2 separate regions of the Homo sapiens genome follow, and region 1 is linked to region 2. The links are chromatin loops, found by intact Hi-C in ENCODE. Cell type or tissue: mammary epithelial cell. All regions are shown on one strand. Links, peaks and the distances in the headings refer to the core of each region. The heading gives the core; the rest is flanking DNA. Region 1 overlaps ZNF516 (zinc finger protein 516). Region 2 has its middle 43 kb from the start of LINC00908.

Evidence for each region. Hi-C counts contacts between places; a loop is a spot of excess contacts. Peaks named below come from ENCODE experiments on the same cell type or tissue, not always from the same donor. Only the 100,000 strongest peaks of a DNase experiment are listed, where the experiment ranks them.
Region 1: it touches region 2 in a loop (2.9-fold over the local background); 3 of 110 quality-filtered maps call a loop at or near these places.

The regions. Positions count from the first base shown.
Region 1 is chr18:76,441,984-76,457,405 of GRCh38, reverse strand. ZNF516 (zinc finger protein 516) reads left to right here. Exons shown (of 7, transcript NM_014643.4): 3 at 14,195-15,422. The coding sequence starts at 14,352. Among named protein-coding and RNA genes, the nearest start is that of ZNF516-AS1, 42 kb to the left of the region's middle. RefSeq lists enhancers at 7,686-8,185, 8,186-8,687, 9,573-10,150, 10,151-10,729, 10,730-11,308 and 1 more and silencers at 1,152-1,211, 1,232-1,311. In mammary epithelial cell, for the core only: no CTCF peak of the experiment used is centred there; a DNase peak (open chromatin) is centred at 6,325; H3K4me3 peaks cover 1,239 bases; H3K27ac peaks cover 1,534 bases.
Region 2 is chr18:76,563,647-76,579,068 of GRCh38, reverse strand. No RefSeq gene overlaps it. Among named protein-coding and RNA genes, the nearest start is that of LINC00908, 43 kb to the right of the region's middle. In mammary epithelial cell, for the core only: a CTCF peak has its summit at 6,361 (motif pointing right); a DNase peak (open chromatin) is centred at 5,248; H3K27ac peaks cover 1,016 bases.

The sequences.
Region 1 (15,422 bases), core at 3,059-11,058, 120 kb after region 2:
TTTAGTTTTGGAAGATTTCTTATTTAGTTAACGTAGTTTCCCTTAAGGGATTTAAGAACTAGTTTGAGATAACTGCCCTTCTCAAAGAAAACAAATATGGCTCTGCTTATCAAAAGTGGAGATATGTTCAGTTTAAGAAGGAGAGAAAGCTTAAAATTGTTTATAAATCCTGAAGCTCCTTGTTGAGAACTTTCCAGAAAGGAATCTTACATGCAAGGAGCATTTGTAGATCATTTTCTTTGCCACATACATGTGGTGTAATAAACATATACCTACACACGCTTAAAAGGGAATGTCTTTTTGTTCACTGCGTGTTGTCTTACTGGCAGGCTGCATAACCCTTCTCCTGTGCTGTCAGCTTAATTTAGCCTGATGACAAATCTGAAGCCTGTGGTCTTCCCTTTCTGTGGCTTCCACTGTTGCAGATAAAACAGGTGGTACCTGTGCGTGATTTACCCAGCCTCACAGCACAATATAACAGATGCATATTTAATGCAGCAAAGTGATTTTGGAAAACAACAAAACTCAGAGTAAACGTAAAACAAGAAATTGAAAGCAGTATTATATGTTTGCATGAATAGCTTGGAAAAAGGATTTTAAGTGTAAAGCTGAGAAAGTATTTGTGTTTAGGATGGAGCCACTGGCCCCCCCCCACCCCCCAGCCCCCATGTGAATCAGTGAGTTTTGCCTTCTGAGTTACGTTACCCAGATAAAGATGCAGCAGCAGAGTCTCGACCTGCGCCTTCATTCTGACCGTCGGGGTTGACTGTGTGGCCCAGTGAGGATGAGCCACACACACATTCCCGGGAGGAAGCCTGGGCTGTGGATGGCAGGCTAAAGTTACAAAGCACATTGAGGGCGTCCTGATGCTCTGGACTTGGGTGGACTCCTTAGCTTGAAGCTGTGGGTCCCAGAAGGCTGGCCGGGATAGGCTAATCCCTGAGCCGACTTTTAACACACTAGTTTATGTGACTTAACACCAGCTAAGTGGATGACAGTCTCCTTAGTTATTGATGGATAAAATGGAAGCAAGATTTTGGGGCCTTTAGTTGAGCAAGGTCTCCAGCGTGCTTATCTCTCTTGCCTCCAATTCTTAGTCATCCAGATTTTGTTTTGCAGCAAGGTCCCTGAATAGGCACTACTGCTCATCGCCCCAGAGTTAGCAAGGCAGAAAAAGGTTCTGCTTGAGCAGTTTAAGCTGCCAAAGAAGTCAGGCCAGGAGCGTGAGCTAAAGTGAGCATCTATTGTTTCACGTTCGCCAGGGCTCCTGAGAAGAGGGGCGAGCACTGATGCTGTCTTTATCTGGAGTGACAAAGGAAGGAGTGAGTTTGGTGGCATCTCATTATTGATGGGTCCTACCATCCTCCTTGAGTTACAGACGATACCTGACTGTTTGAGGATGCCGAGCCCAGTCTCTGGGAGGGGAACAGGGAGGTAACAATGGTCTCTCTGGCTGTCAATTGTGTTTATTAAAGAATAATGGAATAGCAGCTCATTTAGATAATCGAGGTGGAAGCACACTTTGGAGTCATTTTTCAGTACCTTGGTTCGGTGGGCAAGCTGCACACACATGCTCATTTTCTTTCTCTCCCACAGAGGTTTGTGCATGGAGAGCTCTGTGTAGCGTGTCACGTGTGTAAGTGCAGACTCTTTGTGACACAGACTTGCATTGGCGCATCTCACGTGCCTGTTGAGAGTAAGTTTATAAGTAGTCTCTTCTTTCACCAGGTACTTGTTTCTGTGGTTTGTTTTCATGAAGGTGAATGTAATTTTCTTGAATCAGATGTGATAGTATCTGGAAACACAAGCCTGGGCTGCCAGGGGCTTCTCCTGGCTCTCCTGTCTGCCCTTGGCTGTGCTTACACCCTGCTGAATGGGAGCAGGGAGGCCTAGGTGGGCCTGAGTCCTTGAAGTCCCCCACCTGTGCCGGCAGTGATCCTTTCCAGCCTCCATCTGTCCCTGAGCAGTGCCTTGCACAACTGTTCACAACATTTGCATTGGACAAATCAGAGAAAAGGAGTCTAGGGTTGTGTGTGTTGCTGTGTGCCTCCAGGTTGGGGTAGGAGAGAAGTTGCAGGAAAAGAGAGAGGAAAAATGACCGTGGTTGTAGAATGAATGCATTCTTCCACTGCGTAAACCCGTGACTGTTCTGACCTTAATTTCAAACATGGACCTTCTGTGACCAAACGGACTATCCAGATGTAGTCACTGAATTAGTGTCATGGTCTTCGAGTTCTTGGAAAATGTTCGCAAAGCAACTGTGTGACTGCTGTTTGTCTTTCTGTTTGACTTAGGACAGCTTTCCCCCATTAAAGTGTGACAGTTTATTCCCATATAACCCAGGCTGGGATAAAGGGTAGATAACTGTCCTCTTTGGGGACCAAGGGGATGGGGCGGGGGTTGGCAATTCTGAAGTTAAACATTATGCCTTGTTACGTTTTAAATTTATTTTTACCAGAAGCTGTTGCTGGGCAAGATGTTTTGGCTTAGAAAAATGTGCCCACCCTCATTTCTGCAAGGTTGTTTATGATCACTTCAGGTGCAAAGTTTTCTTAACTTTTGTAGCTGAATAATGTAACAACATTGTTACAGGGAGTTGTAGTGGAATTTTGCTTGTTTATCCTTTTTTGTTTCCTGCAAGGAAAGAATAGATCTTCTTTTATCTTCAAAGCCTGGAACTTGCAGTAATGTGTCATTAAGTGTGTTTGAAAAAATATTTTTAGACAGGCAGTGCAGGGTAAATCCTATGGAAATGTGACATCATGTTTTTGTCAGGAATTGCTCTTTGTAAACATTCTCTGATAGATCACTCTCCTTAAGCAGCTGAAATAGCCAACTGCTTTCAAAGGTGCTGTGTATGTTAGTGATAAACTAGGTCATGTTACAGTCGTTATTGGCAGTAATGGAGCTGGAAAATTTAAACTGGTTATAGTACATGTGCTATATATAGTAAAGCATTTGGGAAAGATTTGTCCTTTTGTAATTTTGATCATCTTAAAGTATTGATTGGTGTTTGTACAATGATAAACAAAATCTTAAGTAATTCCTTGCACAATACGCCTTTCAGCTATCCTATCAAAATCTTCTTAGTTTCAGCGTATCTGTTTTTTTCTTTTAACAAAAAATGCGTAAGCAATTGCTTAGAATTTGGTAAAATTGATTATTGACGTGTTTGTTTTTCCTCTATGAGCTCTTAATGAAGGGATTTTTTTGGGCGCTGACTTCTGTGCTAAACAGCACTACATCGGAAGGTAATGTTTAACAGAATGCCTTATGGCTTACTGCATACAATTATCTCTCTTTGTATTCTTGGGCACAGTTCTTTCTTTCATTTGATGGTGGGGACTTCTAGGGTCTTTCACAAAAAGCACAGAGGGACAAGAGAATGTCAGATAGGTATTAATTGCAATCTGTATTCTTATACTGGGAGAGAAATGTTGGTTTTAATCAAGTGGTTGGAAAATAGGACTGTGTGTTTGGGAGGCGAACATTGTTCTTTGCTGCTGGTTTACATGGCATAGTATATACAGCTTATTTGTAGAAACAAATTTCAGTTAAAATATATTTTATGATAACTCATAGAAATTTCGAAAAAGCATGTTTAGTAATGACTAGGAAGTGTCACCCAGTTAAAAAATACGAGTTTCTGCACCATTGTTTTGTTTTCACTGCTGATCATTTCTAAGAAAAATTTTAAGAAATTTTATATTAAGACACTGAATTAGTTAACAGTTTCCACAGTTTTGAGTTTAGGCTCCGTAAAATCTTTAAGCCACTTCTAAATTGGGTTCTTGCTGCAGTTCATCGAAGGCCTTCTGATTTTCCATATTTGTTTTAAAGATAGAAATTGATGAGTTTTCATTTTCTCTGGTGTTCCCTAGGTTTTCAGTGTTTCTGAGTTATGCGCAACTTTAGCTTTAACTATTGTAGTGTAAGATGTAGACGGAGTCAAAGTGAAAACCCAGTGCTTCCATGGCTTTTGTAATGAATAGCGAGTGATCTGTTCTGTTTTTGTGGGAAGGAGAGCGGCCCCTCAGTGACCACAGGACTTCATCTGAGCCGTGGGTTTGGGGGAGATGCAATTCTAAGCTTCTGGAAATGGGGCTCTTAATGGAAATGTTGACAAGATCATTAACTATACTAGCAATGCTGGCTGCTCCAGAAGCCTGGATTTACCTCCAAATCCCTAACGCCAGCTCTTTGTGGCAGACGAAGGGGCTCTAAACAGCACATTTATCTGCAGAAAATTATGGAGCAGGCTCTGGATCCTGTTATTTTTTAGTTCTGTGAAGTTTACTTTTTTAGTGATTGGCAAAGCAACTACTTAGTATTAAGACTTGGAAAATAGTAAATAGTAAATGACAAGTAACAGTAATGCAATAATTTTGGAGAGCAAAAGAAAGGGAACGAGGCTCCTTCCCTTCTGATATAAAAATAGCCACCCCCTGTTCTTCATTTTCACACGGACACTCCTTTATTAAAAAGTCTCTAGAACTATCTTGAATTTCCCAGGATATGGTAAGGACTGTGGAAAGAAAATTTCCGTATCCTTCCTCATTTTTTCTTGGACTTTTCTGAATGTAATCCATAATTAGATTGTGTATTCAGCTGCCCCTCCTCCCCCAGGTCATATTTCAGTAAAAGGACACACGGGCAGCTTCATACTGGTGATGTTCAAGGGACTTCGAGAATATATTGTGATACTGTCTTTACTCTTAGCAAATGTTCTTCTATTTGAACTTAGGTGGAAGATGGAGTTCTCTCTTTCCTCTTGGACCAGGAATTAATTTGGGTTTTTTGACAGTTTGTGGTAAACAACTGCATAAAAGGTAACCTACTTGCGGAAGAATAACATTTAGGTCATATATGCATTTTGGCTATAAATAGCATGATGACTCCAGCCCGTGGTCTGAGGTGCAGAGCCGGAGAAGGCTGTGCTTAAAGGATCAGAGTTCGCGTACTAAAGCCTTATTACGGACAGTTCCTTACATTTGGGGACTAGCATGCTGGCACTTGCTTTGATTTATTTGGGGGGTGCTAAGTAATGTAAAGACAACCTTTGTTTTAGAAAATGGGGCTTTGTCATTCTCCTTCACTCTACCTCGTTTTCTGAACAAAGCCGGCTGGAGACTTACCTCTAGAATAAATGTTTTGAGCAGAAAGACCTAAGCACATTGTTCTCTGGCTGCCCCCACATCAGGTCTGTTGTGGTCAGGGGGCCGCGTTGCTGCTGGCGGCTGCTCCCTGGGATAGTGGCGTTTTGTGTCCTTTTTCCCCTAGTGGGGGAGGTGGGTGGAGTTTCTTGTGAATGCTGCCGATTCTGGTCGCCTTTTATTCATTTCTTCTTCTTAGAGTGGAAATGTAGCTGGTTCATAATGGATTATTGATTGGTCTGAGAACAGCAGCCGCCTCCAGGCCTGTCATCGGCCGTACTTACTCTCCCAATAGTGAATGCATCACTTTATGGGGCTCTTCGGGACCCCAGTCTGGGGACTATAAGCCTGTAATTGTTACTGGTGTACAGAATGGTTTGTAGGGAGAGGAACTCTTCATTGTTGTGATGGAATTTTCCCCCATTTGTTGAGAGAATAGGCTTTTTGTCTCAGTAGTAAGATAAGCTTGTCCAGGATGTTAATGATGTATTTTAATTCATGGTTCATAATACTACAGTGTAACTAGTGAAGCCCGTCTCATTGTTTCCCGGAGAACAAACACACACAGTATACTCAAACACCAACTGGGCCTTGCACCCACTCAGCACACGCACGGGCTTCTGCGCCGACCCCGTAGTAGCTGTGGCCGGGACCAACCGTGTCTGAGAGTCGTCCTTCAGAAACGCACCAGCGTAGTTGCTCTTTTAGATTTTATGATTTGCCTTTTGGAGCCATCATACGCCTTTGCAGACAGCCCTGTAAATATCGGAAGCATTCTGTCTGCTTTGAGCTTTTTGGCGTTTTCCCTCCCTCCCCAATTCCTCCCGTTCACTCCAGCCCCTCCTGAGGAATGCCCTGTCAGCGGAGATGTGCGCAGGACCGGGCTGTCACCCCCCTGCACCCGCGGACATCCATCCCGGGCTGACATCGGTGCCCCCCCCGCCCCCGGAAGGTGGTCAGAGAGGACGCAGACGGGGATAAGTAAAGCCACATGGCGTCGGGGGAGCCAGGGCTGTTTCGGGACCGCGATAAGGTTAATTCATGAACCAGAACTGAAAAAAATGCCAAGCTAGATAGGCATTTGGAAAGCAGCACCCACTTCAGCTTTGCTTCCCTCCCCTGACACATGCTGCTTGTGGGGACTTGGTGCAGGAAACGGGACTTTCAGTTTTCCTCTCGCTCCTTTGTTCCTCCCTGGTGTCTCCCAGTCAGCTTTGCTTGGTTTCCGCAACTTTAAGCGTTCGATTGTTGAGGAAATGACTCTAAATACGAGAGCATATTTGGTTAGCCTTCCGGTGCCTTTTTCGGGATAAGGTTTTAATAAGGTCAACTTCGGTAGTTGTAGGGAAATCAGTACACAACCATTCAGCTTTTGTTTTGTACTGGTTTAATTCACAGGCAGAAAATGGCAAGATTTCCTGTCGATTCAGAGACATAGTTATTATTTTAAAATGTAAGATGTTTTACAGTTTTTCCCTGATAACGCCATATTTAACTGGTCAGAACATTATTGTTGAAAATAAGGAAGAGGAAACCTGCACCGCGTTGCTGATTTTTTACTTCGTCAAGTGCTGGGAAGGATAGTTAGGAATGCCAGAATACACTCAGAATGCCAGAATACACTGAATTTTGGCTGATGTTCGGGAGAGTTCGTGTTGGCCACAGAAGGCTTTGCAACTGGAGCCCGTGGGTGGGTTTCTTTAATGGCTTTGGGCAAGCCTCTAAAACATCAGAAAGCGATCTTTTAAAATAAAACACTGCTTTTCAATTGAACCAGGTTCCTATTATTCAGACGATTTTTCTTTGACTTTCTTTGGAAAACTTGAGTTAACTAAAGGTAGTTTCCCAACCTGCATTTATTACAGCCCTGGAGCTTCTGTGGGGCCTGGGGAGGGTGGGGAGTGGGGGAGGGGGAGGGGCAGATAGGGGAAGAGGCCTACCAGGTCCCTCAGAGCTGCTTTGCTTTTGTGTTACTGGAGTGGCAAGTAGGATTTATTTTTTTAACTTTTAGGAAAAGTTTGCCAAATTTGGAAAAATGGAAAGAGTTAGAAATAAACACCCCCCCCCCTTTAGTTTCATGAGTTGTTAACATTCTGGTACATTTGCCTTCTCTCCGTCTCTCTCTTTCTCTTTGGTAAAAACCAACTCTAAATATTTCATTACACATCTCCAAAGAATAAGACCACTCTCCTATATTACCAGCTTAACACAAGTAACAGTAGTTCTCAAATATCCTGTAATATCCAGTCCATATTGAGGTTTAATTTCTACGAAGAGTTCTGGAGCTACAATATGTTTGAATGTGCTCGTTGTAGATGATTATAGGTGTTGGTCAAAGACTTTTTAATTGTGTTAAATAACCTGTTGTTGTATAAACCATAAGGGCCCAGTGAATATAGAGGTGTTCCTATTTAGCTATTTTGAATCCAGCTTTCTAGCTGCTATTTTGTCCTTTTGCATTTATTAAACCATGTATTGTCATTGCCAGTGACCAAGTACCTTTGCACTGATATTTCATTCACTTATTGAACAATTACTTATTAATCCCGTCTAAGATGGATTGAAGATTTACAGTGTAGTAAACATTGTGGCTTGTATGCATTAATTTAAATTTTACTGGAGTATGATAAAATAGATATCATTGCTATCATTTACATTTTAAAGATGAAGAAATGGACTGAGGAATAGAGAGGCTAAGACACTTGCTCAGGGTCACACAGCTGACCTCAGGTAGTGGCAGAACTGGGTTTTAATCCCAGGTAGTCTGGCTGCCTCTCACAACTTGTTGGGTCACCAGACTCTTATCATTGGCTGAAGGAGGTCAGGAAGGCTGTACTGTACCTGGGTGGTGGTTGGTCAGCCTCATGACAGGTGGGGCAGGGACGCAGGCCTGAGGGCCAGAGGAGAGCATGAGCATGGGTACTTGGGAGGCTGTTGGGCCGGAGTAGGGCTCAGGGCTCTAGACACCGGGGTCCAGGGCAGCTATGGGGTTCAGACCCTGAGAAGCCAAGGTGAAGAGTTTGGCTTCATCTTGCAGACTTGGGGAGCCTCTGAAGGGCTGGGAGACTGGTGGAGACCGGCCCCATCTGTGCTCTGGAACGATGGCTTTGGCTTGACTTGGGCACATGGATTCAAGAGTGAGTTGGGAGGTGCAGCCGACAGGATGTGGGGTTATTACTGGGCACTGCTGAGATGGGGAGGGAGGAGCCAGGGAGGACCTGGTGTTTTGTGCTTGGGTCATGAAAAGTACTTAGAATTCAAGCCACACCAGTGTGGTTCCCAGGTGAGCCTCAGGTTCCCAGGGGAAAACCTGGCCAATCCTTGCAAATATAGTGAATCGCTTCCCTCCTGGCCTTCTGGAAACTTCTCCTTGTCTTACTGGTGCGCTGCCAGCACGCTTTGATAATAGTATGCTTCCCTGTCTGACTTTGAGTTCCTTGAAGCCGGGTGCTTTTTTTGAGTCATCTTAGATTCTCTGGCTCCTGATACGAGGCCTTGCACTTGGTAGGTGCTCAGGAAGTGCTTGTTGCAGGGATACCCTCGTTAGCCCCTGACCGCACCGCCCTAGGACTGGAACACCTCTAAGGAGCCTGCCGTCACCTGAAGTTCCTCGGGGATGTGGACAGAGACTGCTTCCGCTATGTTTGCGCTGTACATACCCCCTGGCTTTGTGAACATGGTTTTCTTTCTGGCTGTATGTGTTGTATCAAGGCTTTGCAGTGCTTGTTTCTAAAGAAGTTTCTGTAGTGTCAGTGGGGTTAACCCTGGGTACACATTTCTTCACACCGGGAAGTGTTTCAGCAGCTTACCGGGGCGTGTGTCAGGAAGTGACTTTTCTGCTCTGTATTATTAGGTCAAAAAGGCAGTTCTTCCTCACTTACAGAAGGGATTGATTAGTTGAAATACTGGCCTACAGAGTAAATGTATCCCAAATTTAGCAAATGTAAGTAATCTGGAGAAAGTCATTTAATTTCAATTGTATGATATAGGCAAAAAAAGAAAGACAAGGAAAAGAAAAAGAAAAATATCCAAAGGTATGGCAGCAGCCTTAATATATATGTCTTTAGATGTTTTTGATGTTTACATGGTTAGTTTTAAAATGTAGCTACATATTTTCTACTTTATATTTTGTCCTTTCTTCAGACTCTCCCCTTCTCCGTTACAATGTATTTTTATGTTATGAGTAAACAGTTTTTTCAAACATTTTACTTCCTGTTTTTTAATAAATGTGATTGTTACCTAAGTTTTTCAAAATGAAATAAAAAAATTTATTTCAAAAATTATATAAGGCATTTAAAAAAAGTGGCCTTGAACTGTTGATTACATCTCTGGAGAAACACACACACATACACACACACTCACACACACTCACATACAGCAAGAGATCCATTGGAAATCTGCTTTAAAACCCTAGTCAGCAAGTCATATTTATGCCTAAACAATTAAATTACGGTTTTGTCTGGCATGTTCCCAGTTCCAGCCTTGGAAAAAGTTTGTAATACATCTTACCAGAACAACAAATCTGTGATTGAACACACAGGCACACCATGTGTTCAGATGGGTCCCTGCCGTCCGAGGTGCGTGGGCGCCATATTGCATGTCAGCTGGACACATGCTGTACCCTCCACCTTGGCTCTGAGCATCTGTGTTGTTGCAGAACCTTTCCGTATTCCCTGTGGTTTGGGTGGCAGGCTCACATGCACAAGTTTTATAAGGCTGGTTATCTCCAGGCCCGTGTGTTACAGGGAGAGTTGGAACAACTTGTATTTGGCGTGCGTTTGAGAAAGTGGAATAGAGCAGCCCAGGACGGAAATGTCTGCGGCTGGAACTGAGGTAGGTAGCACTTTATCACACGGCGCTGCTCCTACGTGAGGCACGCCCCACTAGGGACCAGGATAAAGGTGGAGGAGGCATCCCATCGAAACCCTCCTGGCTTACAGGGGTTGGCGGGATTTAAAGCACAGCCCGTCGTGCCAGCAGGGCCGCTGACGTCCCAATAATCCTCCTAATTGGGGCGGCCGCCCATGGCGTGTTTTGAAGTTGGAAGCTCTGAGGACAGCATTCTTGTTCTTTTTTTGGAAGGGATGCCCTTGTCTTAAATAGCAATTTTTGCCTGCAGCTAAAAAGAATGATTACAGAGATCTTTTGATTTGGCCACTGAGTAACCCCTTAGGAGAGTTCGTTGCAGGGAATTAATTTTTGACTGTTTCTTTAAGGTTTGAGAAACTTTGCTAGTCAACTGTGGACATCAGGAGGGGATCACTTAATCAACCCCTGGGCAGAGGCAGCTTTGCTCACGTGTCCTTCAGATAATGGCGGTTTGGGCTTAACTTGGTTACTGTCTCAGCACTTTTTCTATTTCTACATTTATGTATCTTTCCCTTCACAATGTTCTTAAGTCTAAAAACACATCCTGTGCAGTTCTCACAGGGATTTACAGCAGGTCTTATTTTTGAAAGATGGGACAGGCGGAGAGGTAGTGAGCAGGAAATAGGAAAGAAGGAAGAGCTTGCTTTGTTGATCGCAGAGCATCGTGGATGCTGCTCCTTGAACGTCTGCCTGTAAATTGCAGGGCTCTGCAAGTTTCGGGGAAAGCTTTTAAGTGAGTTTAAGGAAATGGAGACTGCATTCTCTAGTCACCGGGTGCCTGAGGGCCAGGGTTCAGGCTCTAGCTAGGGCGGGGGTACCGGGGAGTCAAGGCTGTGCAAGGATTGGATGGGTCCGATGCTGGCACAAAGGCCTTTCAGATGTACAAGGGCCATGCTCCTTGATACTGTGCCATCTTCCGCTCAGCCGTGGTCATGGCCCAGGATGCCGAGGCTGTGCTGCTGAGCTGGGCTAGATGGGGCTGTATTTGGGGGCTCTGGTGATCCACGAGCGAGAGTGTCTGTATTTCCCCAGCACTCCTGGAAGGGTACCTGCAGGGTAGGAAGCTGCCTGGGATGAGAAGAGGGGCCTAAGTGCCAGGTGTGTGTTTGCCTGGATGTCCCTGGGGTCTGGATGCTGTGGGCTCTGAGGGGGTCACTGGATTTTATAGAAGGAGGCATTTGCAAGGGGCTTCGGTGACATGTGGCTTCTTCTTATTGTTTCTCTGTGCCTGACAGAGGAGGGGACGAGTTGAGGGCGTGAAGGACACGCCTAGAAAGGCATGTGGCTGGTGACTGGGAGCATGAGGGCTGGGACCAGGGTTCCCAACTGCACGTGTGCACTTTGTGCTGAATGCCCTGTGTTGGCCATGACCCTGTGACCTGCACGCTGACGGGTGCACAGCTGCTGGCACACAGCTGGCTGGCACAGAGGCCGCTTCTCTGGGCGCAGACCCCAGGAGCTGCTGCTCTGAAAGAAGGCAGGAGCTGATAGCCCTAGAGCACAGGGTTTTGGTGATTGGTGTGAGTCTTTGCACAGAACAAATCTCCTTTTGCTTCATGCTGCACTCGAGGGCTGTCTCTAACGGCCCTGACCAGGCCTGGGCTCCTCCTGGGTGAATCCTGTCTCTGGAGCTGGCTTCTGGCAGTTGAATTCTCTCGAACTGGAGAAGTGTCTTGACATTTAACATCCTTTATAGACAAACGTTGGAGGTCCAGGGGAGTCTGTACAATTATTTCAGAGCCACCAATTTCCAGGATTTTAGTTGTTTTTCTTTTCTTCCCTGTAAACGTATTTTCTATATGATTGTTCGCACTTGTAAGGTTTTTATACCACATCCAGTCACTAAGTTAGATATAAATAGTGTGTTTCATTCATACTTTGAATATCAGATTCAGCATTTTTGTGGGGGAGTGAACTGGGGCCTGGGGAAGGACGAGGCTTTCCTGTGAATCACTTGCCTTGTAAAATCATCATAAATCATTACACAGCCATCCACAATGAGTGCCAAGACCAAAATCATTTAAATTAGCTTGGAGTAAAAGGTCATTAAGAAATCTTCCTGGTAAGCTTATTTACTTCTCCAGTTTTGGGGGAAGTTTTAATGTTGTTGTTGTTTTTTTTTTTTTGGAGATGGAGTCTTGCTCTGTCACCCAGGCTGGGGTGCAGTGGCATGATCTCAGCTCACTGCAACCTCCCTCTCCCGGGTTCAAGCGATGCTCCTGCCTCAGCCTCCCGAGTAGGTGGGACTACAGGTGCACACCATCATGCCTGGCTAATTGTTGTTTTTTATTGGAGCAAGTGGGTTTTGGCTCCTCTGGGTGGGCATCTCTCTCATGCCCGCTCTGTTGCATGGCTCTGCTGGGTGCGTTCCTGGAGGAAGGAGCAGAACCTCTGTGTTGCTGCTTTTCATTTGCTGCTGAGGCTGCTCGTGTTTCCTTAGGCGCCTCCAAAGCGGGGCTTTCTGGAAAGACATTGTGAAGCCTATAATTCTTGATAAGGTTTCTACCTGGCGCTGTATTTGCCTGTGAGAGGGCACAGCATGGGGTCTGTCTTTTCAGAAGGCTCCTGTCTTGCTGTTATCTGGGCCCTCGGGAGTTGAAGTATTAATACAAAATGCTCAGAATCCCCGACCCCCGTGGGGGAGGTATGGGGACACTCTTGACACCGACACTGATTTTTTAGCTCATGCCCCTTCACCCCCTCAGGTCTATTATCAGTATTCTTTTCTGTGTCCCATCTGCTTCCATGAAAACCTGGGAGGCTGCAAAACTCGGAGCAAACAGGGAGCTGCCACCCCAGGTCTTTTCGTGGGTGGCCCTGTCATCTTTCATGGAAGCTGTGTGTTAATGTGTTGTGTGCTTCCCAGCCGGAAATATGGAGCTGCTTTGGGTTTTATAGATGTTTAAGCAGGAGTTCTTAGTGTGTGTGAGATTGTAGGCTTATACAAACACGCTTCCTTTCTATGCGAAATCACTTGGGTTTTCAGAACATGGCCCATCTGGGTGCCTCTCTGTGCAGGTCTGGAGCCGGCCCCAGAAGGGAGACCCTCTCTGGACCCTTGGAAGCAGGAAATGGATTTGTTCTATGCAGAGATGAGCAGATGAGCAGAGCCTGTCCCCGGGGAGTTGTCTGTGCAGCCCCTCCCTCTTGAACACTCAGACGCTGACCTGAGAGACTCGACATCTCTCACATCCTTTCTAACTGGCTCATCGTTCTGCTGCTTTACCTTACTTACCCTGTGTCAGGTGGGATTCCTGTTTTTACTGAAGAGTTGCTTTTCTCCTTGCACCATGTAGGCCTCTTTGGTTGGATACAAGCATTTTGATTCATGCGTCCCTCGTCCTTGGTGGGGGCCTGTTCCGTGCTGGACACAGCTACTCTCTGGCAGGCTGCCCTTTGCCTGTGTGCCTGGAGGGAGTGGGCCTCTGCCCTCCTCACCCTCTGGTGGGTGGGATGGGCATGTAGGTGGCGGCCATGCAGGGTGGTTGATGCTCACTGTTTTCAGGCTTGGGCACAATCTCTAGGAGCAGACCCAGCCTCACTAGGAGGATGCTGTGGCTTCACCATACAGCCTAGGTGTGTTGCGGGCTGTGCCATCTTGCGGGTGTGTGTGTCCACTGTAGGATGTCTGCACAGGGACGAAATCGCCTAACAATGCATTTCTCAGCTCGTATCCCATTGGCTAAGTGGCACGTGACTGTGTGTGTGAAGTGCCGTCAACTGTTGTCACCACCTGTGCAGCTCACCTTCCATCAGCCCAGGAACTTGGCCCCTGTTCTTATTCCTGCCCTTTTCCTAAACCTTGCTTTCCTCTGTCCCTAATTCCCACATGGTCTTGCTAAGTAGCTGGTATTCCTCACACTCCTACACACTCTGGTACTACAGTCTCTCCTAAAGATTTGATACCTTATTGGGAAAAGAAAATTATTTTGGTGCACAATCATTAACATTTATGTTAATCATTTAACATAGTTCATTATTGATAATTAAGTGATACTGATTTTTTACTAAGGCAAGCAGCTGCTCTCGCCTGTGTGTGAAGTGTTGTTGGTGCCGCTTTTCTTAATGTGGGTTGGATGGGTATGTTTTGGGGAGCATGTGGGGGTTCCCGCAGCCATGCCTGTGCCCTCTTAGCCAGGAGCTTTGCTGATGATGTTCCATCTCTGTTTCAGGTGCTGGCTGCCAGCTGCTGCGCCCCCCATGTAGAAGGTGCACCTCCTGGGAGCAGGCACGTCTTTTGGCTCTTCTGACCATGGAGAGATAGGACGGTCCCTGCAGCCCGCGCGACAGAAAGCTGTGCCGCCACCACCGGCCGCGCCCGTCCTTCGGATGGATCGCAACAGAGAGGCCGAGATGGAGCTGAGGCGAGGCCCCAGCCCCACCAGGGCCGGCCGGGGCCACGAGGTGGATGGGGACAAGGCTACCTGCCACACCTGCTGCATCTGCGGCAAGAGCTTCCCCTTCCAGAGCTCGCTTTCGCAGCACATGCGCAAGCACACGGGCGAGAAGCCCTACAAGTGTCCCTACTGCGACCACCGGGCTTCCCAGAAGGGCAACCTGAAGATTCACATCCGGAGCCACCGCACGGGGACTCTGATTCAGGGACACGAGCCGGAGGCGGGCGAGGCGCCGCTGGGTGAGATGCGCGCCTCCGAGGGCCTGGACGCCTGCGCCAGCCCCACCAAGAGCGCCTCGGCCTGCAACCGGCTGCTGAACGGGGCCTCGCAGGCCGACGGCGCCAGGGTCCTGAACGGGGCCTCGCAGGCCGACAGCGGCAGAGTCCTGCTGCGGAGCAGCAAGAAGGGGGCAGAGGGGTCCGCATGCGCCCCGGGGGAGGCCAAGGCAGCGGTCCAGTGCTCCTTCTGCAAGAGCCAGTTCGAGCGTAAGAAGGACCTGGAGCTGCACGTGCACCAGGCGCACAAGCCGTTCAAGTGCAGGCTGTGCAGCTACGCGACGCTGCGGGAGGAGTCGCTGCTGAGCCACATCGAGAGGGACCACATCACCGCGCAGGGGCCCGGCAGCGGCGAGGCCTGCGTGGAGAACGGCAAGCCCGAGCTGAGCCCCGGGGAGTTCCCGTGCGAGGTGTGTGGCCAGGCCTTCAGCCAGACCTGGTTCCTGAAGGCGCACATGAAGAAGCACCGGGGCTCCTTCGACCACGGCTGCCACATCTGCGGCCGTAGGTTCAAGGAGCCCTGGTTCCTCAAGAACCACATGAAGGCGCACGGCCCCAAGACGGGCAGCAAGAACAGGCCCAAGAGTGAGCTGGACCCCATCGCCACCATCAACAACGTGGTCCAGGAGGAGGTGATCGTCGCCGGCCTGAGCCTCTACGAGGTCTGCGCCAAGTGCGGGAACCTGTTTACAAACCTGGACAGCTTGAACGCCCACAATGCCATCCAC
Region 2 (15,422 bases), core at 2,765-10,764:
AAGCCTGCGGGCGGGGCGCTTCCCTGGGCCTCGGGGGAGGCATCACCGCGCACACGAGCAGCAGCCAGCGTTGGTGCTCGAGTCAGACCAGCGCGTCGCTCACTAGGACCACGGCCTGAAGCCGCTCTCCAGCAGCTCAGCCCCACGACGGTTCCGCTGCGAGAAGGGAGGGGGAAAGAAAGCAGGTTCGTTGGCCATTTTCCAGTTTTTCTTTTTTGCCAAAAGAAAACAACTGAAAACTTCCACCTTGTGGCACCTGCCCTGAGGTACATGTTTATTTCTGACATCTGCAGTGGTGTGGCCTGTATCCCCCGCCAGGGCACCAGGTGGAACCGCGGGGAAGGAGGAAGAGGAGGGGAAGGAAGAAGATGAGGGGAAGGAGGAAGACGAGGGGAAAGAGGAAGACTAGGGGAAGGAGGAAGAGAAAGCCCAGAGCAGAGGCGGGGTCAGCCGCACAGGTAGAGTCTGGAGAAACACAAATGTCAGGGGTAGAAAAACAACCCACTTAAATCTGGGGGACTCCAGGGAACACACTCACGATTTGATTCCTGAAACCTTTCAGTTATGCATGAAGTTTCTGGAAAGAAAATCTTGGCCCCAAATCTAAGTGGACAGCCTTACAGCCAATTTCCCAGCCCCTGCCTCTTTAAAGGCCCCACTTCTGAGCTGATAAAGGCAGAAATCAACTCGTTTTAGTTACTTCTGGCCTTTAAACCAAAGAAACAGAATGTCTGAGTGTCTTGAGCGTCTCTCGGTGTATGTGTGTGTAAAAGCGATTTTGGTGGTCAGCAATTTCAAGCCACCGAGATTCGAGATTCATGTGTCAATGTCACCAACACAAAACCAGATGAGCACATGGCCATGGACAGTAAAGAGCCCTTGGCAGAACTAGGTATTTTCTGAGCCTCAAAGGAGACTAACTCCAACTTGGAGACACAGCAGCTGCTGCAATATCTCAGGACAAACACAAAAGTTCCATTTAAAAAAAAAAAGAAAGATCTAGAAGGAGAGCAAATTCTCCTGGAGTCATTCTCTCGCACCTTACCTTCCTGGCTTTTAGAAGGACATGGAAATGAAGTGATATTCCTGGTTTCTGAAAACCCAGGAACAAATAAAAGGCAAAAGTCACTACTTCTTTACTCTGAGAAGTTCAAGCGCCAAGGCCTTCACCTTGGCAGAGTGAATTACCTTTTTATTTTAATAAACAGTCCAGTCCCATCAAGTTTCCCTTGCCCTACCAACTTGTGCCAGAATCATTTTGGCCACTAAGCCAATATCTGTCATAAAGGTGTAGGAGCTACATGTCTCTTTTATTTTCCTGTTTGTTTGTTTGCTGCTGTTATTTATAGGAGACATATAGTATCTGCTGTATCTGGATACTGACAGTTGCAACTATATAACCGTGTTTTCTTGTTTTTTGCAGGCAATAGCTCATTTCATTCTTTTATCTCTAATTAGTAGTAAAGTATAGAAGTTATAAATTCTGCTGGACGCGGTGGTTCACACCTTTAATCCCAGCACTTTGGGAGGCAAGCTGGGCGGATCACCAGAGGTCAGGAGTTCGAGACCAGCCTGGCCAACACGGCGAAACCCCGTCTCTACAAAAAATACAAAAATTAGCTGGGCATGGTGGCACATGCCTGTAATCCCAGCTATTCGGGAGGCTGAGGCAGGAGAATCAGTTGAACCCAGGAGGCGGAGGTTGCAATGAACCAAGATTGCACCATTGCACTCCAGCCTAGGCGACAAGAGAGAAACTCCATCTCAAAAAAAAAAAAGAAAAGAAAAGAAAAAAATAATTCATTCTCCTTAAAAAATATAATATTACAGATAAAGTTCCCTTGACTGATGTCCAACTTTGGTTCTCTCCCCCTTCCCCAGGGGTGTCCCCCCAGCTACCCTTGTGGGCCTTGTCTATTTCCCCATACAATTCTGTGCACCTTCCTCCTTTGTGTTTGTGTGTGCATAGGTGCATTATCACACTCTAAATGTAATTCTCCAACATTATTTTTTATTTTACTTTGGTAATTTTTCAAATTAATAAACTTTATTTTTTATTTTTTTTTTTTTTTTTTGAGACGGAGTCTCGCTCTGTCCCCTAGGCTGGAGTGCAGTGGTGCGATCTCGGCTCACTGTAAGCTCCGCCTCCCAGGTTCATGCCATTCTCCTGCCTCAGCCTCCCGAGTAGCTGGGACTACAGGTGCCTGCGACCACGCCTGGCTAATTTTTTTGTATTTTTAGTAGAGACAGGGTTTCACGGTGTTAGCTGGGATGGTCTCGATCTCCTGACCTCGTGATCTGCCTGTCTCGGCCTCCCAAAGTGCTGGGATTACAGGCGTGAGCCACTGCGCCCGGCCAATAAACTTAATTTTTTTTAGAGCAGTTTTAGGATCACAGCAAAACTCAGCAGAGGGCACAGAGATTATATACCCTGTCCCCAAGTATGCACAGCCCACCCTACCATCAAATCTGCCACCAGAGAGTACATTTATACAATCAATGAAGGTACACTGACCCATCATGATCATCCAAAGTCCATAGTTTACACTGGAGCTCACTCTGCATGTTATATATTCTATGAGTTTGGACAAATGTATAATGACATATATTCACTGTTATAGGATACAGAGTAGTTTCATTGTCCTAAAAATAACCCCTTCCCTCTAACCCCTGACAACCACTCATTTGTTTTTACTGTCTTCATAGTTTTGCCTTTTCCAGAATGTCATCTACTTGGAATCATGCAGTGTGTAGTCTCTTCAGATTGGCTCTTTTCACTTAGTAATATGCATTTAAGATTCCTCTGTGTGTTTTCATGGGTTGGTTGTTCATTTCTTTTTAGTGCTAAATGATATTCCATTGTCTGGATGTACCACTGTTTATCTCTTCACCTATTGAAATACATCCTGATTGCTTCCAAGTTTTGACAATTAAGAATAAAGCTGCTATAAACATCCAAGTGCAGGTTTTATGTGGACACAGAAAGTTTCCAGCTCCTTTGGGTAAATCTCAAGGAACATATGGCGAGGGTAGGTTTTTGTTTGTAAGAAACTGCCAAACTGTCTTCCAAAGTGGCTGTACTATTTTGCATTCCCACCAGCAATGAATGAGAGTTCCTGTTGCTCCACATCCTTGCCAGCATTTGTTGTTGTCAGTGGTCTGGATGCAGCCATTCTCATAGGTGTGTTGTGGTGTCTCACTGTTGTTTTTATTTACATTTTCCTGAGGACATGTAATGTGGAGCTTATCTGCCATCCTTCTGTATATCTTCTTTGGCGGGGTGTGTGTTAAAGCCTTTTGCTCATTTTTCAGTAATGTTTCTTGTTCTCCTATTATTAACTTCAAGAGTTCTTTGTATATTTTGGATAACAGTTATTTATCAAATGTGTTTTTTACAAATATTTTCTCCCAGTCTGTGGCCTGTCTTTTCATTCTTTTAGCATTGTCTTTCACAGAGCAGAAGTGTTATATTTTAAGGAAGTCTAGCTTATCAATGATTTATTTTATGGATTGTGCCTCTAGTGTTGTCTCTAAAACGTCCTCACCATACCCATGGTCATCTAGGTTTTCTTCCATGTTATCTTCTAGGAGCTTTATAATTTTGCATTTTACGTTTATGTATATAGCTATTTTGAGTTAATCTTTGGGGAGGGTGTAAGGTCTGTGTCTAGATTTATTTTTTAGCATGTCAATGTCCACTTGTTCCAGTACCATTTGTTGAAAAGACTATCTTAGCTCTATTTTATTGTTTTTGCTCCTTTGTCAAAGATCAGTTGAGTATTTTTATGTGGGTCTATTTCTGGGCTCTCTACTCTGTTCTATTTTTCTTTTGCTAATACCACACTACCTTGGTTACTGTAGCATCAGTCTTCCAACTTTGTTCTTCTCCTTCAATATTGAATTGGTTATTTTGGGCCTCTTGCCTCTTCATATGCACTTTAGAATCAGTTGGTCAATATTCACAAAATAACTTTCTGGGATTTTGGTTGGAATTGCATTGAATCTCTGGATCAAGTTGAGAAGAACTGATATCTTGACAATATTGAGTTTTCCTATCCATGAGCATGGAATATCTCTCCATTTATTTAATTCTTTGATACCTTTCATCAGAGATTTATAGTTTTTGTCATATAGATTTTGTACATATTTTGTTAGATTTACACTTAAGTATTTCATTTTTTGGTGCTAATATAAATAGTATTGTGTTTTTAATTTCAAATCTCATTGTTCATTGCTGATATATGGGACAGCAATTTACTTTCATATATTAACCTTGTATCCTGCAACCTTGCTATAATCACTTATTAGTTCCAGGAATTTTTTTGTTGATTCTTTCAGATTTTCTACATAGATGATCATGTCATCTGTGAGAAAGACAGTTTTATTTCTTCCCTCCCAATCTGTATGCCTTTTATTTCCTTTTCCTGTCTTAATGTATTAACTAAGACTTGTAACATTGAAAAGCAGTGGTGAGAGGGGATATCTTTGCCTTGTTCCTGATCTTAGCAGGAAAGCTTTGAGTTCCTCACCATTATGTGTGATATTAGCTGTTAGAGTATTTGTAAAGGAAGTTAAGGATGCTCCCCTTCATTCCTAGTTTGCTAGCAGTTATAATGAATGGGTGTTTGATTTTGTCAAATATTTTTCTGCAGCTATTGTTATGATCATGTGATTTCTCTTCTTTAGCCTGTCAATGTGATGGGTTACATGAATTGATTTTTGGAAGTCGATTCAGGCTTACATACCTGGGGTAAATCCCACCTGTTCATGGTATATAATTCTTTTTATATTTTTTACACATTTTTATACATTTGATTCTTTTTATGCAATTTACGATATTTTGTTGAGGATTTTTGCATTTATATGTTCATGAGAGATACTGTTTTGTAGTTTTCTTTTTTTGTAATGTCTTTGTCTGGTGGTACTCATTTTTTAAGACATAGCTGCCTCCTACAAAACAGCCCAACTAAAAAAGTATATTATTTCTATTTTCATTTTTTTAGAGAACACTCAGGAGACACAAGCTATCTTTAAAAGCAAAATAAAACCAAAAAGTACCCTTTAGCTTATTGTTCAGAACTAGTTGCTTAAAATACATTTTCACATTCGTAGTAAAATCAGTTGAAGCCAAGTGCACATGATAATGCCTCATTAACAGCAATGTCTTACATCTGAAGAGTATTTCATAATATCTCACTTCTCTCATTTTTTCACAAGTGTGCTGGTGGTATCATGATTCCATTTGCTGACCAGGAAACAGTGACTCAGCAATGACTGTCTTCCCTAAGGTAGAGTGAAGGCTGAACACAAATGTTCTAATTCCTGATCCAGTTCTTCCACCAGGAATCCAAATTTTCTTCTAGGGCCTTTCTTCTGCTTCCCTCAATCCCAGTTTGTTGGTCCTTATTCACCGAAGGCCTCCCTACAGAAGCCTGAGCACAATCCAGCCCAACAAAAGTCAGAGGCATTATTGCTTCAACCTGCTTTTATTTACTCCCTTCCACGCACCTGGCCAACTGGCCTGGGAATCAGGTCATATTCCCAGACATGTGACTCATAAACTGTTGTCGCTGGGATGCCTTTGCCAGGGCCACCAGGTTTCATGGTGCTTCAGCTATCCTGTCCAGGCCACTTCTGCACAGTGGCCTCAGGCATCTGGGTAGTGAGGAGCAACACACTCCCTGCACCTGCCTGTGGCAGATCTAAAATTAAGACCCAATATGATATGCTCCCTTGACATCTGGTAAAACTGGGAGGGCCTCGAATGACCTAGACACAAGTTCCCATCCCCACCCCACTCCTGTGAATAACGTCCGCTGACCAAACAGCCCTCCTTCCCGTGGGGACCAGGCACAGTTCCCGCTAGTCCTTGAGCAGGGGCCAGCCATGGAATTATTCAAACAAGTCAACACACCCCCATAGGAACTAGGGGCCACCCCCCAACCGTTGATACTACAAAGCCACCTCCCCCAGCCCTGCTGATTCACTCTGCTCTCGTACGCAACCCTGTGTGGCCCCGTGTGGCATGCGGCGTCCTCCTCCCTGGGCTGTGAAGAATAAACTGTTGTCCATTTCATCTGCTCAGTGTCAGTTGCTATTTGTTTGGACATTCCTGTAGCCCCAGGGAGGGAATCCCTGCCTCCCCAACAGAGAGAGTAGGAAGTGATGGAAACGCCTCTCCATGGTCACCCCATTTCTGGGATTCATCTTCCACCTTCATGGTTACAGCTCAGTTCTATAGCTTATCTTGTCAACTGCAGGCAAACACAGCCGGTGTTGGACCTGACCCTGCTCTGGTCCCCTTTAGCAGGGCCCTGTGTATGCCTAGCTCTGGAGCTCCACCTGCCCTGGAAACTCTAGCCTGCAGATGGTGTTCTTGCAGTTCACATAAAAATGACTCTAACCCTCAAGTCCTCAGAAGTCAGCCATCATGAAGTTCCCGGTGGCCACGCCCTGACTCCTGGGTCAGAGGCACTGATGGGACCAGCTTCTGGAGCTGTACCTGCTCACTCTCAGAAGCTTTTCTATCCCACCTGCATCTCAGCCTCCCTTTCAACCTTAACAGCAGATTTCTGCCCTTGTGTGCCATTTCTGTATTCTGCTACCCAAATAGGTCCCTAGTTAACCTTGGAAAATTAAATCTTTGAGTTTGTTTGTTTTTAAGAAAGGTAATTTCTATTTGTGTTTATTTATTTAAGATAGAGTCTTACTCTGTTGCCCAGGCTGGAGTGCAGTGGCACAATCTCGGCTCACTGTGATCTCTACCTTCAGGGTTCAAGTGATTCTCCTGCCTCAGCCTCCCGAATAGCTGGGATTACAGGCGCCCACCACCACGCCTGGCTAATTTTCTGTATTTTTCGTAGAGACAGGGTTTCACCATGTTGGCCAGGCTGGTCTCAAACTCCTGACCTCAGGTGATCTGCCCATCTTGGCCTCCCAAAGTGCTGGGATTACAGGCGTGAGCCACTGCACCTGACCATGAAAGGTAATTTTTAGATAATCCTGAATGTATTAGTACCCACAAACCTCAATGCTATAAAAAAATGTGTAGGTTCGCATGACTTCTGCTGAAATGCATGCCCCTGTATCCTTCCTATGTTTTACCACGGTATTTTTTATTGTGTGGCTGCAGGAATTTCACAATGCATTGAGGCTACTCTAACTCTTTGCCCCACACCTCCCATCCCCCTCTTTCTCACTGCATGCAAGTATCCAAGCTATTATCAGGGAAACAGGCTACCCAAGGTTAACACCCAGGTAAATGCAGGATGGTTTTCTTTCTTTTTTTTCTTTTTTTTTTTGAGACAGAGCCTGCCTCTGTCACCAGGCTGGAGCGCAGTGGTGCAATCTTGGCCCACTGCAACCTCCAACTCCTGGGTTCAAGTGATTCTCCTGCCTCAGCCTCCCGAGAGCTGGGACTACAGGCACGTGCCACCACGCCCAGCTAATTTTTGTATTTTTAGTAGACAGGGGGTTTCACCATGTTGGCCAGGATGGTCTCCATCTCCTGACCTCATGATCTACCCTCCTTGGCCTCCCAAAGTGCTGGGATTACAGGCGTGAGCCACTGCACCTGGCCCAACACAGGATGGTTTTTACCACACTTTGTTGCCATCTGAGGCCTGTGGTCTCCTTCATGCCTCTACTTTTGTGTATTATTTCTCACGATCTATCTCAATGCCCCAGGTGTTTATTTAGGAATCTTAGTGTTTTCAGAAACTGCAGTGCAGTTATTTTACATTTATGCATAATTTGCCATAAATGACAATTCTATGTTGTCATTTTCTCATTTCTTGATGGAACAACTGAAGCTGGGATTGAAATTCCAAGTCTTTAGAGATTGAGATCCCACCCTCTTCATCTGACCTTCCCAAGCCTAGATTTTCTTACCCTCTAGAGCTGACTCGCAGGCAGATGTCTTTCATCTTCAGCTGAAGAAATCTAGCCATAGCTCATTCTTGGGGATGTGATGGCTAATCCTGTCTAGATACCAACTTTTACCACAGGATACCAAAACTGAAACTTCCAAGGTGTGTCCCAATTTCTTATATGGATGTGACATCAGCTGAGGCCCTCAGAAGGGATTGAGTTTGACGTAAGACATGGCAGGAGAGGCTGGTGTTGATGTCCTCTGAAGATACGTGTTCCCAGGAAAAGGCTATGTAAGGGAAAATCCACTTTAAACAAGAATAAAACTTTCATAATAAATAATGAAAAAAAAAAGGTCAGTTGATGGTTTTACCTTGAAACCAAATAAAACCGAATTATATAAATTTATTTTAGTTTATACAAAATTTAAGTTATAATTATGCAATAATCCTTAGATTCAGCAAAGAAGGCTTCCAGTGTTACTGTTTTTCTGGTGTAATTTTTCCAACAAAACTCTAAGCCAGCAGGATGAGACACCCCCCCAGCTTACAGCGCTCCCCCACGAAAGGCCATGTCTGCAACACTCTTGCATCGCTGTATCATCTTTCTCAAAGGCGTCTTTAACCGGAGCTGTGCGGATGCAGATCTCTTAATGCTGTTGTGCCACTTTCCATGGTGATTACTTGCTCTTTAATTGCTAATTATAGTTAACCGTGTGCCAGTGACCGTGGGAAAGTCCTGAGCAATTCTCCAACGTCACTTTCATTGACTTCATGAAATCCCAAATTGCCTGTAAGCTTTGCTGTTGTATTTGAAATGGACATATGCAAAGCTGTGGCCTCACCGAGGCTGCATCATCTCCACTGAACAGCCTGCAGGGCGGGTACAAAGGCTCGTCCCTTTGCCTTTGTTTGGGGCCACTCTGAAGGCCCCCCCACCAACCCCAGGTCCAGAACTCCCACGGAATGGGCAGAGGCCTTGGCTGCAGCTGCTGGCCGGTTAGACTCCTCCCTTGGCTCCCTCTTCACTCAGTGCAGGCTTCGTCCTGAGAGTGAGGCCTGTAACTCCCCAGCACACACACTGGTCTCAGCGTCCGTTCTAGGGGGCAAACTGAAAAGCTTCGATTTCCACCTATTTTCATCTTGTTTAATTCCCACAGCCATTCTGGGTCATAGACAAAGGTGTTAGTCCTTTCATGTTCAGACTGAGGATGCCAGAGCCCACAGGTGGAGTCACTTGCGTGCCAACTTTCACCAGAGCCCACATGTCAGAGCCCAGACTCACACTGCATTTCAGGACTTTCATCCTAATGCACAAAGCCAGAGATGAGGACTGGAAAACAGAGAGTGATGATGACGACACCAACGACAAACGGAATAAATCAGCTGTGCAGCTATGGGATTCTCCTCATTCAAACATTGCGAAGGGATTTACCAATGGCATTGAGGTCTGCTAACCTTGACACTCTGCACATGAGCCAGGAAAACTGCTCTCAGCCAACAAGTGAACGTGACCTGTGGGTGTGTCTCTCCTTCTAATTCTTGCTAGAAGTTGCCACCATGCCATGGACCCCACAGTCTCTCTGACCTGGCTACAAGCCATGTTCACTGCAGGAGAGTTTCCCCCAGTGGCTGGAGGCCACTCCGTCATACCCACACTTTCCACCTCATTGGAGGGAGCGGGTTGTGGAAGCACAAGGAAAAGATCAGAAAGCAGCCGGGGAGGAGTCGCGGAACTCAGAACCTCCCACATTTTATCATGAGCCCTATGAGTCCAGATATATGTTACAGGCTGGGCACGGTGGCTCACGCCTGTAATCTCAGCACTTTGGGAGGCTGAGGTGGGCAGATCACCTGAGGTCAGGAGTTCGAGGCCAGCCTGGCCAGTGTGGTGAAACCCCGTCTTTACTAAAATTAGCCAGGCATGGTGGAGCATGCCTGTAATCCCAGCTACTCCGGAGGCTGAGGCAGGAGAATAGCTTGAACCCGGGAGGAGGACGTCGCAGTGAGTTGAAATCGCACCATTGCACTCCAGCCTGGGCAACAAGAGCGAAACTCCATCTCAAAACAAACAAACAACCCAAAGTATATGTTATAAAAATCTAATAGTTTATTCCCCCAATAAGTTAAGTTAAAAAAAAAACAACAAAACACTAAGTGCTGTGTGGACCTTGAATCTCTCTTCCATTATCCTATTCCTGCCTTGCCACCAACTCTAAAATGCTGTGTCATTTCTGAGTTTTGGATTTCCCCTTGCAAGATGAGTTGCAACAAGCCCCTGGTACAAACAGCTCTGGTGCAAATCCACAGGAAAGACTGCAGCCGCAAGCCTGCCATGAAGATGGCCCTGTTCAGAGTATGGGAGAGTCACACAGCTTTCCAGCCAAGGAAGGGCTCCAACCTTGGAGAGAACATTCTGGAATGTAGTTTGTTAGGAACAAACCATCTCCTTTCCATGCCTCCCACTCCCCTCCTCATTTGAAAAAGACAGTCATGCGCAGGCAAATACTACTGAACTTTATACTCTGCCAACCAAGAAAGAAAAGTGCTTCACCTATGTATCAATTCCACGAGGTCCGATACTTTTGATATTTCAAATTCAAGCGCAGTGCTTGGAGCCCATGCTAGGTGGAAATTCAGAATGCACTGTGAACCTTATCCTGGGCTCCGGCCCCTGCAATGCAGTTCTTATCCTGTGGGTTGGCCCACCAGTCCCCCAAGAGCTGCATTCAGCGGAGTGAGTGTTTTTCCCTTTTTCAAAGCTCCCAGCCCTAGGAAAGACAGCAGCCACCTTCCCTTCCACTGAGACCCCAGCCACCCCTCTGCACATCCTGGCTAGGTGGTAGACACGTGTCTCTCATCTGCAGGGTGAGATCTGCTCAGGCAGGGGGACCCTCACAGCAAGGATGCTCGAGCCCAGCGCAGTGTGGGGTGCATTGTGGGTTCATCCAGTGGGCTGTCACCACGGGTGCCCCAAGAACTGCATCAAGGGGCCCTTTTAGCTCTGAGGTGGACCTGGGGGCAGGACGGCAGTGTGGTTTTAGAGTCATAATAATATCCACCTTCACGCATCGCTGCCCTGATCCAAGGATCATAGGCCAAACGGTAGGGCATCTGCAGGGGGTGTGTTACTGTCTGTTCCCGACCTGAGTGGCCTCTGCCCCATGTTCTGGAGCTCCTCCCAGGCGAGCCAGGCGCAGAGCACACCTTGGCAGTCATTGCAGGCTGGATGATTTCCCCAATATCTGTGCGTGTGGCCTTCTGTGGAAATAGCATCTTTGCAGATGATCAAGTTAAGATGCGGTCAATAGGGTGGGCCCTAATCCAATATGACTGTGTCCTTATGGAAAGGGAAAATGTGGCTACGGGGACAGACATGCGCATAGGAGGAAGGCCCTGTGAAGATGAAGGCAGGGACCAGGGGATGCTTCCTCACACAAAGGAATGCCCAAGAGTGCCAGCAGCCACCAGAAACTAGGAGAGGCACCTGGAAAGATTCTCCCACCCTGCCCTCGGGAGGAACCCACCTTCGGTCCTTGATCTTGGACCTCTCCTCCCTAGACCTGTGGGGGAATAAATTCCTCTTGTTTAGGACTCGCGCTCTGTGATGCTCTGTTGTGGCAGAGTCTAGGGAAACCAACACAGAAGTGGAAGCTGACCTTCCACCTCTCTATGCACACGGGCGACCTGAGCCGACTGCTGGGCCCTCAGGGGCAAGTGCTGTCCTGTCCACCTCCAGTGAGTACTGCCCAGGGCCACATCCCAAGATGGGCCACAGAAGAGTCACTAGCTGTCTCTCCACCTGCCAGTCATAAAGGTAAGGAGGGGAGGGGAGGGTCAGAGAATGCACCACACCGTCAGGGAGAGAGAGAGACAGAGAGAGAGAGAGACAGAAGGAGAAAGAGACAGAGAAAGAGACAGACGTGGGGGTGGGGAGAGAGACAGAGAGAGGGAGAGAGACAAAGAGATTGGGAGAGACAGAGACAGAAAGAGACAGAGACAGAGACAGTGAGAGAGAGACAGAGAGAAGGAGAGAGAGACAAAGAAAGAGAGACAGAGAGACGGGGGAATGGGGGAGAGAGACAGAAAGAGGGAGAAAGACAGAAAGACAGAAACAAAGAGAAAGACAACGAGAAGCAGAAAGAGGAAGACAGAGAGAGGCATAGAGAGAGAGACAGAGCGAAACAGAGACAAAGAGATACAGAGAGAGAGACAGAGAGAGAGAGACAGGTAGGGGAAGGGAAGAGGGAGGGCTCCTCCTGGTCCCGGTGGCCAATGTGAAGGCCAGAGGGAAGCAGGGAGCCCTCCTGGGCAGCTCCTCAGGAAATAAGGGGAGAGGACAGCCTCTTTCAACAGATGGACCAGTCTTTGGGAGACAAGCTCTCCCCATGGGATGCCATCTCTCTTCTCCACCCTGTGTCTTATGAACGTGGCCTTGGTGCAGGGCCTCCCTCTTCAGACCCAGCAGAAGTGGCATTGCATGCACACCAGTTTGAGTGGCATAGTTAAGTCCCAGTTGACCGAAGTCCCAACCTACACTTAGACTTTCTCAGACCAGTGGCCACCTCCTCCGAAGTCCCCCAGAGAAAGAAACCCCTGCCTTCTGTGCTGGCTTTTAGGAACTCCCAGGATTACCCAGCACTCTCCCCGTCCTCCGGAGAGGTGGGATCCGAGGAAAGGGCGAGCCCAGACACAGCGCCACGTCAGAAAGTCCCGTCATGGCAGGGCGCGGGGGCTCACGCCTGTCATCCCAGCACTTTGGGAGGCCGAGGCGGGCGGATCACAAGGTCAAGAGATTGAGGCCATCCTGGCCAACATGGTGAAACCCCGTCTCTACTAAAAATACAAAAAATTAGCCGGGCCTGGTGGTGGACGCCTGTAGTCCCAGCTACTCGGGAGGCTGAGGCAGGAGAATCACTTGAACCCGGGAGGCGGAGCTTGCAGTGAGCCGAGATCGCGCCACTGCACTCCAGCCTGGGTGACAGAGTGAGACTCTGTCTCAAAAAAACAAACAACAACAACAACAACAACAACAAATCTTTATCTCCCTACTATTCCTAGCTAGAATTGCTCCCTGAATTCCACGGTGTCCAAGCCTAGGGGGCATGTTTCTGTAATGCTCCTGTGGCAATGGATACACAAGTCCCTCTCTGGGCTTGGGCCCTTATTCAGGGTTTGGAATGGATTCTTGTGTAAGATCCAGCCTGATTGCACGGTGCAAGCCACCATCTGGAACAGCGGAAGATGATCGAATCGCATTGCGAAATACAAAACACGAAACTTTTTCCTGTGTTAAAAATACTTTTAAATAATGGAACCAATCTGATAGCATGTTGAGAAAAACTTCACTACCCACAAAAGCTAGGAAGAAAAAGTCACGCTAGGGTTTCTTCCTTTTGCCTGAGTTGCATTTTTTCCAGTTTTAGAACATCATTACCTTTGCAAACAAGGATTTTGCTATAAAAGCATTCTCACGTATATTTGCCTTTTTGTAGGTACTGATGTCACCTTGAGCCAAAGGAAAACAACGAGCCATAAATCAGTGTATGAATGAGCAAAGGAATACCATGGCGCAGAACATCGTCATTCCGTCTTCCTCAGGTGCAAGCAATCGCAGGATGGTTGAGACTTTACAGTCTTCTGACAGCTCTGCCCACATGAGTGCCGCATGCACATGTGAAACAGCTATCATTAAAACTGCGCTAGCAGCTAAGGAGTAAAAAGGAAAACTTAACCAAAGCCGTGACATCCCCTAAAGGATATATTTCACCAACGCGATGGAGCTGCTGGAACCTGGGCGGCCAGATGCAAATGACCCGAGCAAAGCCGCCTCCTCATTGGCCAGACCTCTTCTCCTCCCACACTCTGAAATCTGAGTCCCATCCACAAATATCCTCAAGTCAAACTCTAAGTACAAAAACATCTAAGAAATGTTGCCTGCACAAAAGCATTTTTGCTCCGAGAAAGGGAATTTCTGACAAAGTCTGGGAAGACAAAGGGACAATTTGGGACAGGCACAAACTGATTATAAACATGCTTTCTTTAATTAAATGATAAAATGTTAAATAAATCTTCTTTAGCACAAAAATACTGAAAGTCTGTACTCAGCAAACAAAATGAATCAGCAATTTTTTTTTCAAGCCTTCAAGGTTAGTGAATTGACCTATCACTCTGGCTAACATATCTTAGGCTTCCTAATATGTTAAAAAGCTTTGGAAAATTTGGAAGGCAATATTCTAGCTCCCAGGAGGCCAACACCTCCTGACACCTAACATCTAGCTTTGAGAGGCAAGACAAGAAGCCCACAGAGATGTGAGCTCTGCACAGGACCAGACGCCCTGGAGATCCTGTTAGGAGGTTGCACACAGATGATCTCGATCACCAACCCCCAGCAGGAATCTTGCCAAATCGGTATGAATATGTCCATTTTACGGATGCAGAAATGGAAGGTGAAGAGGCCAAGGGATATGCCCAAGGTAACAGAGCTAGGAAGCAGCTGAGATGGAATTCTGACCCAAGTCTCTTTAACATCAACTGCATCCACCACTATAGTCTGTGAACCATTAAGTAACGCCATATAAATGGCAAATTGCTTTTACATTATTCATGAAGTGAATTGACATTATTGTTTCTGCCTTTAAGAAAGAATTAAGGACAACAGCCACGAATTCTGACTACATATATCGAAGGATGAGGGACCCAATACGTAAATGAGAGAAGTTGAGGGACCTCATGCCCTAGAAATCGGCCACTGTTGTTTTCTTAGAGAATTCACCGATGTAATGCTGTTCAGAGCATTTTGCTGGCACATTTTAGCATTGATCATTGTACGAATCCTTTCAAATTGCATATAGCAGATATGAGTCACTTTCTCATTTTGCAAAAGAGGGAACTCAGGTTTAGACAAGTCAGATGACTCATCTAAGATCATGCCGTTGGAATTCTGAACCCAGATCACCTTACTTGAAATTCCACGATTAAAAAAAAATTAAACCTGGAGGAGGCTACATCCAGTCTTCTCAGTGACACCTGTTCTAAAGTCTATTCAGAAATTCACGTTTTCTGAGGACTTTTGGAAAGTCATCTGGAGAAAACTATCATCGGATTCTGTAGCCTCTAAAAGTATTATTTTTATGTAGCCATTCATCCTCTAGAAGGGAAATCATTGGTCCTATAGATGGACTGAAGATGTGAAGGGCCTAATGAGAGTCACCCTCAACAGAAAGCCAGGTCCTCATGGCCAGACTGCTCTCGTCTCTGCTGTGTCCTGCCATTACTGTCATCCCAGAAGAGGTTCCTCACTCACATGTAAGGAAAACCAGCCTTTTATTACAAACACAGGGGATCCAGACAAAGATGGTTCAACTGCCTTCACAAGACCAACGTGACTCATGCTCGTTTGATAAGCATTTAATGATTTTTTTTTTTTTTTGAGATGCAGTCTCACTCTGTTGCCAGGCTGGAGTGCAGTGGTGCGATCTTGGCCCACTGCAACCTCCTCTTCCCAGGTTCAAGTGATTCTCCTGCCTCAGCCTCCGAAGTAGTTGGGACCAC